Regions from separate parts of the Homo sapiens genome. Here region 1 is linked to region 2. A link is an interaction called in ENCODE POLR2A ChIA-PET data of the cell type or tissue named here. Cell type or tissue: OCI-LY7. All regions are shown on one strand. Links, peaks and the distances in the headings refer to the core of each region. The heading gives the core; the rest is flanking DNA.

Region 1 (5,384 bases), core at 121-5,120, 110 kb after region 2:
TATTTTTTTTTAACCTTTCTATCCATCAGAAGTTAAAATAGAAATGATGGATTGTGTCACTGACCAGTCCAGCAGCCTATTTCTTTCAACACATTACTGTGTATTTACTGTTTTAGCTGTATTGTTTTCAATTTCTGGCACATAGTCAGTTTTTGATCCTGGGTAGAAAATGTCAGTGCTCACATTTCCTATGGGGTTTTGGCCTTTTTGTGAAAAGGTAGGGGAGAGCTAAGTGAATTACGATGCTGTCATCTGAAGAAACCACAATGTATTTCTTTCCCAAATTTTAGCAAGAACAGAACTGATCATCTGCTTGTACAAGCCTTTCCTTGAACTCTACCAGCAGTTCACTCAGGCTTCTCTGCCTGTTCTCTTTCATGCTGTGAGAATGTAGCATACAGAAGTCCTTTTAACCTTCCCTTTGCAAGGTTAATTGATTTAGTTAACCACAAGGAAGATAAATTTTGTCAAGGAATTTAGAAATCTAAATTTAGAAATTCAGGTATTTAGAATTTCACAACTAAGCTTAAATAATATTAAAATTAAAATAAGTTGCCTCAATGCAAATAGTTTATGGAGAATGCTTGTCTTTCATTAATTTATTGAAAACTGGCACCTCTCTCATCCACAGCTCTATTTCCCTGCATTCTATATACACACAAATGCTATCTGCTACTACCAGATACATTTGTGTATAATAATCTTAGAAATCAATACATTCTGAGTGTTAATAATAGCTAATACACATTGTAATTACCTGGTATTATAGATTATCATGCTTAAGTGTACCTCAATCACCATGAGTCTGTATCTTCTAATATCTTTTACTGACTGATATGGTTTGGTTCTGTGTCTCCACCCAAATCTCATCTTGAATTGTACTTCCATAATTCCCATGTGGGAGGGACCCAGTGGGAGATAATTGAATCATGGGGGCAGTTTCCCGCGTACTGTTCTTGCAGTAGTGAATAAGTCTTATGACATCTGATGATTTTATCAGGGGTTTCCGCTTTTGCATCTTCCTCATTCTCTCTCTGCCTGCTGCCATCCATGTAAGATGGGAGTTGCTCCTCCTTGCCTTCCACCATGATTGTGAGGCTTCCCCAGCCACGTGGAACTGTAAGTCCAATTAAACCTCTTTCTTTTGTAAACTGCCCAGTCTCTGGCAACTTATCAGCAGCATGAATGGACTAATACACTGACCCATAAGGAAGTGTCTTTGTTTGGACTAATGACATTATTTTCCTACCTATTTGGAACAATTCATTTAAAACTTCTCAATATTAAGAATTGTGACAAGGATTCTTCTTTAGTTTTACATAATTTCACATTATCTTTTTGGATAAATAATTTGAGTCTTTATTTCCTCGTAGTACCTTGTTCTCTTATCACCTTTTCTTCTTTTGGTCAGCCATATCCAGTCTTTCCATAACATTATTTAGCAATACTTTTAAAGCACCTACTCTGTGTCAAGTACTATGCTAGTTGCTGGATTTATTACAGAGAATAAAATAGACATTTTCTGTACTCACAACGTTTAGAGTCTAGCAGGGAAAATACATGTAATTATACAAAGTAGAGGAGAGAGAGAGAGAGACAAAAAGGGAAAGAGAAAGAAATACACCTAACTCAGATTTTTGCATTCCAGGTGTCAAAGGGGTTACCAGGTTAAGATGGCAGAAAGAAGGAGAAAAACGGGGCCTGTCAGGGATAATTAATAGCATTTTAAAGCCTAGGAGCAAGAGAAAGTATGATGACACAGAGGACCTGAAAATAGTGGTAGAGGCTATGATAGACTCTACCTTTTCACAATGAGGAAATATGGAGCTCATTAATTTATATATATATATAGGTTTGCCTGACTTCGTCCAAGTACATGGAAGTTTTGATGGTTCATGTTGCAGTGAAGATGAGTGAACTAAACAGAGAAGCTCTTACGTTGTAGAGGAGTTTAAATAAACAAGGTACAGTCATAGCATTATGCTGTTATAGCTGGAGGGTTTGCAATGTATTTGATCAGGAGTTAAGCAAATAACTAAAGAGTCAAGTGGTCATGGTATAAGTTGGTAAGTTTTGATATGGTGAGGTAGAGAGTCAAACTAGAGAGGGGCTGCTCACTCTAAAGTTACTCAAAATACTCTATTTATCTAACAAAGCATGGGCTTAAAACCTCTGAATCAACCCAACTGTCTTATTTCCTAGCTGAGGAAACCAAGGCCTAGAGAAGTTAGAGACCAAAGTCTCACAACAAGTGAGCAGCAAAGATGGGACTGGAACACGTCTCCTGACTTTCACTTCGCTCACTTGCTATTGTTTAAAGAACCTTTTCTAGAGGCCAGGCACGGTGGCACTTGGGGAGGCCGAGGTGGGCAGATCACGAGGTCAGCAGATAGAGACCATCCTGGCTAACATGGTGAAACCCCGTCTCTACTAAAAATACAAAAAATTAGCCAGGCATGGCAGCAGGCACCTGTGGTCCCAACTACTCAGGAGGCTGAGGCAGGAGAATGGTGTGAACCCAGGAGGCGGAGGTTGCAGTGAGCCAAGATTGCGTCACTGCACTCCAGCCTGGGGGACAGAATGAGACATGAGACTCCCTCTCAAAAAAAAAAAAAAAAAAAAGGAACCTTTTCTAGAAATTTTAGTCAGTACTTTTGGAGCAGAAAAATTATATTTGATTTCAGAAAGTCGATTTTAGGAAGCATTTACAAACTAGACTACAACTGCTAAGCAAGAACTAAAATGTTTAATATGCTGCAAAAGCTTGCAACATTACACATAATGTAACCAGTGTAGATTGCAGAATACAAGATTTGAATGATTAAGGCAGCTTCCTTATATGGAAATTTGGACATTTTATAGGGCCTTTGCACTTGTAGTTCTTCTCCCAAATGCTAGCATGGCTCACTTCTTCATGCCTCTTACATGTCACCTTCTCAGCAAGGTCTTTCCTGGCTACTCTATGAATGCCACACTCCCACTCTAATATTTCCTCTGCTGGTTCCTTGCCTTAAATGTCTGTTTAACACTCATCCCTGTCTAACATGGGATATATTTTACTTCTTTAGTTTTTCTTACTGTCTGTGATCCTCAGCTAGAATGCAGGTTCTTAGTGAGGTAGGGATGGGGAGGTAAAAATTCTGACATCCTGAAGGAACTTAGTAAGTATTTATTGAATACTACATAAAACACAAGTACTTTGTCACTTATAAGACTACTTACATGCCAGGCATGGTGGCTCATGCCTGTAATCACAGAACTTTGGGCAGCTGAGGTGGGAGGGTTGCTTGAACCCAGGAGTTTGAGACCAGCCTGGGCAATATAGCAAGACCCTATCTCTACAAAAAATTTTTTTAAAAATTAGCTGGGCACGGTGGTGCATGTCTGTAGTCCCTACTACTCAGGATGCTGAGGTAGGAGGATCGCTTGAACCTAGGAGGTTGAGGCTGCAGTAAATCACATTTGCACCACTGCACCCAGCCCAGGCAACAGAAAGACCCTGTCTCTTAAAAAAAAAATTCTTTTTAAATTTTAAAAGATTATTTGGCTAATTTTAAAAGAAACTAAAAGTAAAAACTGATTTATTAATTATGTATGTAACTTAGTATTTCCATATACAAAATTTGCAAAGACAATTGAGCTTTAATAGGTGGTTATATTTTGTATTTGACAAATAGAAATCAGTTTTGACAGTTTTCAAGAAAAATGATAATATGTTTATGCTGTTTTTATGTGTGGATATGAAAAAGTTCAATGTTAGAGGAGAGAATATAATAAAAAAGTAAAGGTAGACAGTAAGTTTACACATGTTCAAGTTCAGAAAACACTGACAATTTTCTAAACTCATAGTGCCAATTTCTACTTCCATCAGCAATGTATTGTTTTTGTTCCATATCTTTGTCAACAGTTGGTACTGTCGGGTTTTTAAAATTTTTTCTATTCTGATTGGTATATTGTGGTATCTTGTGTTGGTATTAGTTTGCATTTCCCTAATTACTACTGAGATTGAACTTCTTTCTGTATATTTATCTGCCGTTTTGTGTCTTGTCTATTTTTCTATTGTGTTATCTATCCTTTTTATTGATGTACATTATTTCTTTATATATTCTAGATATGAGAACTTTGTCAAATATTTTTGTTGGAGATATCTTTTCCCATTCTGTTGTTTGACTTTTCACTGTTTTAGTGGTATATTTTATGAGCAGAATTTGTCAATTTAGTGCAGTACAGTTTATTATTTTTCCCTTATGGTTAGTGTTTTCAATGTCCTCTTTAAGAAAACATTTACAAGTTCAAGGCCATGAAGAAATGTTATGATATCTTCTAGAAAGTTTATTGTTTACCTTCCAGATTTAGATCTACACTATCCTCCCTCCTCCACCCCCAGCTGATTTTTATGGATGGAGTGAGGTTAGGTTTAGCTTTTATGTTTTCCGCATGTACATACAATGGAATCAGCACTGTGGATGTAAAGGATAATTCTTTCTCCCGGGTTCTGCAGTGTTACCTTTCTCATAAATTAAGTATTCATACAACTGTGTCCCTTTCTCCAAACTCTTTTATCTGTTCCCTTGGTCTAATTGTCTATTTTTGTTCTAGTAACACAGTGTCTGAATTATAGTAGCTTTTAAGTAAGTCTTGATATTTAATAGAATAAGTTCTCCAGCTTTGTTCATTAGAATTATCTTGGTATTTTTTAACCCTTTGCATTTCCATGAATATTTTAGATTCAGTTTGTCAATTTGAATAAAAAAAAACCAGCTGGAATTCAGATTAGAAATGTATTAAACATATAAAGTAATTAGGGGAAAATGTCAAACTTCAAACTCTGAACAGTAAATACTTAATCACATGTGATGCTAAGGAACCTTCAAATCCAAAAAAGAGAAATCAAGGGCACCAAATGTAACAAACTCCTGTACTTTTTCCATCTTATTGTGATTTTTTGCACTGGGCTATGTAAAAATTCTTCAGCTCAATCTTCCAGCTCAATAAGCTGATGATTATATCTGTTCCTTCTGCTATTATCCCAAGTACTAAGATTCTGTTTTATTTAAACTTATAATTGTTTCACTTTCATAGCAGCCAGTTTTGTTAAGACAGACACATCTTCCCTAATTTATCTGATACTAATTATAATAATTTTATTTTGTTTCCCATATTAATTCAGTTTCCTAAAAGGTAAAATTCTTTTGTTTGTTGAGTTCAATGCCTCATGCCTCTTTTTTGTGCTTGTTTTGGTTTTCCTTCAATTTTGGTAATTATTGACTATCGGTTTATATTTATGGATAAGCATCTTGATTCCTGATTACTGCTATCTGCAATGTATGTTCTCACTTTCAGTGACAATCTTTTATGTCCTGGTCCTGAGTGCAGGCTCCAAA
Region 2 (5,384 bases), core at 273-5,272:
TGTTGCAAGAGAAAATGGATTCTTATTGCACTGATGCAAATAACCATATTGTCATAAGTTAAGAATGCTGACAGTGTCCAAATACTAGAGAAGCCAGGCAGAGAGAAACAAATATGCTCCAAATTTTGTTCACAGGAGTATACCCCACTCTATTAAAGGCTATAAATAGCTCAAAATAAGTTGCCTTGACTCTGAAAACAAAATAAGTATCAGCAGTGTTTTAAAGAAAAGTTTAAAAAGCTTACTCAGTTTTTCATTAGTTCGGTCCATTCCATTAACTCGTGTTCTGTTTGATATTCATCAACATTTCAGCTATTAATATCAACCCTAATTTTCTAATGAAATCTTAAAGACAATTCTATCCAGTCTTAACCAGTTTGACCGTGAGGTGAGATCGTCATAAACCTTTTATAACTCTTTATAAATTTTGCTAAAAAGCAGATTAGTACCTTAGGAAAACTTTGTTGTGCTTTTATTTCAATGCTCAATTTACAGAAAAACCATATAATACCCTTTTGAATCTAGTCAGTGTTCACACACAGAATTTCTTTTGCAAGATTAATTTTTAGAAACCTTCCACAACTTGTTTAAACCTTTGGCTTTATTTTACCTAATTTAAAATAATCCTATAAACCCAGGTAAAAAATTACATTTTGATGGCATTTGCATTTTACCAGTAATCTCCAAGGCTGTTTCCGTTTCTCAAAGACTAAAGTCACATGAACTAAAAGGGGCACCACACTTTTTATCTTCCCTTTAAAAGATATTTGATCTAGGTGCTTATTTTCCTTTAGGCCAATTAATAAGAGCTCTCTTTTTGTAGACATCACACACAACATATATATAACCACACAGACAAACAGAAGCAGATCCAATAGTTATAGGATATTCTGTTTGCCAATCTCCTAACTGGGCTATTGGCCTCCAAATGGGGCCCTTTAAGAGTAGGGCTAGGAAAGCATGCAGTTTCTAGGACCTAATAAACAGGTAAAGCTGGAAGACAAAAACAAATTTTGAGAAAGATTCATCCGCCTCTAATTCCTGGGGCTCCACGAGGAAAACGGAGGCTTCTCCCAAAATGGAATCCTTGGCACCTTTTCTGTTTTTCCCAAGTAATCACAGGCCATCGCTTGAACCAGGGACATGGAGGTTGCAGTAAGCTGAGATCGCACCACTGCACTCCAGCCTGGACGAAAGAGAGAGACTCCATCTCAAAAAAAGAAAGAAAAGAAATGATCTTAGGGCCTCTCATGTGTGTATTAAGGGTGGCAAGACAAAATGGAGAAAAGAATTTAGTCAACTGAGAAAAAAACTTTTTCCAGAAAAACGAGATACAAGAAGAGAAAAATATAAAGGTCTTTAAATATACCTATGACTTGGGTATCCATTTTTAATTTAGCTCAGCGCTGTTTATGAAAATCCATTTAAATCCCTTATTATCCAACTTTAACCATGCCAAGTGGCCAGTATTTTGGCTTTCAAATTTTACCAAGGTAACCTCCCAGGGACTCAGAGGAAGGAAAATTCAAGGTGATTTGTGGAGGGGAAGAGAATCAACAAATGGTAAAGGTCATGCAAATATCAAACCAGAAAGAACTCATTCCCTAAGCCAGGACTGAACCTAGGCTGCCATTGTAAAATGGCAGAGGCTAGAACAAAGCACTGCCACATGGTTACAGGTCATGCTTCCAAGGACATAAAACAAGATAGAGGCCTGCAGCAAAGTTTGCCACTGACTGGTTTGCTGGCCTGGGTTGAACAACAGGCCTGTGGAGTACTAGGCCTGTATCTCATCCTAAGGTACCCCTCTTTCTGACAGAACCATGCAGAGTGACATGCAGAGCACACCAGTTTGGCTATAGCTTAAGACCAGCCTCACAAATCCTTTTTCATAATTAAAACTTTACAGAAAATATAAACAGTGATCCTTACCATTCCCTTTACCGGTTTGCACCAGGAGAGGGAGGCCAAAAGCCCAACTGGTAAGAAAAAAGTTTACTCTTTTGCCTGCATGTCAGGCTCCGGGGTTCCCTTCCTCCAAGCTCAGTCCCAAGCCAACCAGTTTAAGGTTTGGGAAATTAACTTCTCCCAGTTTGGAGCATACATCCAAGAGGACTGTCCTGTAGGGGGACCCAATTACTCATCTGTGAAGAAAGGACAGAGGAGGAAAAAGGAAAAAGAAGACATTTTTTTCAAAGGAGCCCCAGGACTCAGGGTGCATTCAAAAGAGGTTCACAATGAAGATGAATGGCTACTCATCTAGAAAGAGGGGAGCGAGGCGTTCCTGGTTCCATTTTCTTCCTAGTGAATACCGTGGATATGTGAGGGAGAGAAAGTGAGGCATCCCTCTTTCTTTCGTCTGAGTATCCCTGAGGCCCAGCAACTGTGACAGGGTGCCACCATGGGCGTCAAAGTGGCTTTCACCCATGTAAACATGGGTGCCTAGGGAGTGGGATTATCTGCTGTTACCCACGTACACCCTGTCTCCCCTGCTGTTAGTAGCCTTCGAGCTCCAAAACTTGGAATTGAGTTTGGGACAAAAATGTGTCTCGGGGGTTGCATGGACTCCTTATCATAAGCCAAATGCTAAGGAGAAGCTGTGGAATTGAGTCCTCCAACAAGGGAGAGAAAAGGGTGTCCTGGCCTAGTAAAATGTCCTCTAAAAGGGGGAGAAAAAAAAGCCTCTTGCATAAAACTTAACTCCTGACCTGGTGGAGAAAAGAAAAAAAAAAAAACTTAAAGGCAGGGCTGTCTTAACTGAGACAGGATGGAGAAAAACAAAAAAAACTTAAATGCAAAGCTGTATTCACTGCTGACAGGGTGGAGGAAAGAAAAAGGTGCCTGAGCAAGAAACCTCTTATTCTTATGCAAATGGATTTCTCCAACAGGAGAGAAACTTTTTCTTTTATGAGATGGAGTCTCTTTCTGTCACCCAGGCTGGAGTGCAGTGACGAACAGGGAGAGAACCTTTTTTGTTTTGTTTTGTTTTGTTTTGTTTTGTTTTGTTTTTGTTTGTTTTGTTTGAGACGGAGTCTCACTCTGTCTCCCAGGCTGGAGCGCAGTGGCGCCATCTCGGCTCATTGCAAGCTCCGCCTCCCTGGTTCACGCCATTCTCCTGCCTCAGCCTCCCGAGTAGCTGGGAGTACAGGCGCCCACCACCACGCCCAGCTAATTTTTTGTATTTTTAGTAGAGACGGGGTTTCACCATGTTAGCCAAGATGGTCTTGATCTCCTGACCTCGTGATCCGCCTGCCTTGGCCTCCCAAAGTGCTGGGATTACAGGCATGAGCCACCGCGCCCAGCAGGAAAGAAGCTTTCAATTGCTGTCGGACTGAGCTAGACCCCTCGGCCAGGGAATGAGGGGACTCCATGGAGGTGTCGCGAGGTATGCTGCTCAGCTGGACGTGCAGGGCCTCTGGCCCCTGAGACTGCCCTGGGGCCAGGGCAGCAGCTATGGCCATATGTGCACCTACAGCCATTGGGGTGGAGGTGGATGACTGCTATAGTAAAAGAAAAGATAGGTGCCATTACGGTCCCAAAAAAAAGAAGGAAAATGCCATAGAAAAGGCTGGTTTGGACCAAGGCTGACATTCCCAAACCCCGAGAGCGAAGAAGGGACCACAGTTTCCTCTACCCTCAGAAGAAGTCCAAGGACAAGAAGGCTCAGAAACAAAAGGAAAAGAGATTTTTTGGTCCACATTTTACTCACCCCTCCTCATATGCCCGTATGGACCACCAAAATGATGCAAGATTTTTTGCTCCTTCAGCTAAAAATCTGGGTTCTTGTCTCACAACCAAGAAAAATTAGGCATACAGACACATGGAAGGGTGAGGAGGACAGATTTATTAGGCAAAAAGAATGCTCTCAGAAAAGAAAGAGGGGGTCCTGCCAACATGCACCCACATCACAGATTGAATACCAGGCCACCACACATGAGCTGAAGAGGCCTGACTCCTCCCCCTGCATAAGGCATGAATTCCTGGTGGCTTTACCCCATTCTCCCAGTGCTCATGCAGACCCCCAGTCTGTTGCAGGCATGCCCAGGCAAAACCCTGTGCAGGTTCCCTTTTCTGCCTCCTGCATCTATCAATTACTGCTCAATGTTTGCCTTTTTTGAAGCCATTCGAACAGTTGTCTACATTTGATTGTCCAAAACTCAGTAATTGTCACGTGTAGGCTATGGTGTGTTTACACCTCTACTTGTTGTATTTCACGATGTACAGAGATACCTTTAGGTCAAACTTAAAATATGTAAGGAGGCAGCTTTAGACTAAACTTGATTTAATGTTATGCAGCACCCAGGTGTATTTTTGTGGAAGGGTCGTGTAGATAATCGACCATTCTACTGGGGAAGGAAGTTTTTTACTTTATTTCTAACAATACAGTATTACTTAACTCACCAAAACTCATTAGTGACCAGGCATAGTGGCTCACACCTGTAATTCCAGTTCTTTGGGAGGCTCAGGTGGGCAAATGGCTTGAGCTTAGGAATTCAAGATCAGCTTGGGCAACATGGTGAAACCCTGTCTGTACAAAAAAAAAAAAAAATAGCTGGGCATGGTGGCATATACCTGTAGTCCCAGCTATCTGGGAGGCTGCAGTTGGAGGATCACTTGAGCCTGGGAGCCGGAGGTTGCAGTGAGCTGAGGTCATGCCACTGCACTCCAGCCTGGGCGACAAGAGTGAGACTCTGTCTCAAAAAGAAAACAAAACAAACAAACAAAAAAAGCCTTAGTAGTAATTTATGTTTCTTAATTATATATTTTTTCATCTTTATTGCTTTGAATTTTGTTTTGATGTTAATGATAGGACCACTGCAACCTTTCTTTACATTTGCCTGATACATTGTTGCCTGTTCTTTCATTTTCACTTTTCTATGTGTGTGTGCGTGCATATACTTTTAGATGCATTTTATAATTGGCGTAACATTGGATTTTATTATTGACCCAATCTTTGTCTTAAAAAGTTTAACTGTTTTTACTGATATAATCAATTAATTATTTCTTAATTTTTCTACTTATTTTATTCATTTTATGTCATCAATTTTTTGTTTTACTGCTTTTCCCTTTATTTTCTACCTTTTGCTATATGGAATATTTTAGTGCCCTCTGTTGTTTTGGCAGTAATGCATTCTATTAATAATTAGCTTTAATCTTTTCAAAGGTGTTCTTTAAATTATGATTTTTAAAATATCAACATCAAAGTTGTAATAGTCCCTTTTTATCACTTCCTAATCAATATAAGGAATTGAAGAGACTAGGCCTATAAGTGGACCAGAGACCTAGTCGTATTAGGTATCCTTACCTCCCAGAGATAGAAACGACTGACCTTTGACTCAAACTGGCCTGCTGTATTTTTTTCAGAAATGTATCTGCTGTTTTGA

The links. ChIA-PET counts read pairs that join two places held together with the same protein. Peaks named below come from ENCODE experiments on the same cell type or tissue, not always from the same donor. Only the 100,000 strongest peaks of a DNase experiment are listed, where the experiment ranks them.
Region 1: POLR2A ChIA-PET joins it to region 2 with 13 read pairs; 2 of 35 experiments call an interaction of 5 or more read pairs at or near these places.

The regions. Positions count from the first base shown.
Region 1 is chr15:35,324,575-35,329,958 of GRCh38, reverse strand. It overlaps a transcript of DPH6 not described here. Among named protein-coding and RNA genes, the nearest start is that of MIR3942, 45 kb to the left of the region's middle. In OCI-LY7, for the core only: no CTCF peak of the experiment used is centred there; no DNase peak of the experiment used is centred there.
Region 2 is chr15:35,434,105-35,439,488 of GRCh38, reverse strand. The region is part of intron 5 of DPH6 (diphthamine biosynthesis 6); the gene reads left to right. LOC124903464 (a long non-coding RNA gene) reads left to right here and starts at 3,239. Exons shown (of 2, transcript XR_007064580.1): 1 at 3,239-5,384. In OCI-LY7, for the core only: no CTCF peak of the experiment used is centred there; no DNase peak of the experiment used is centred there.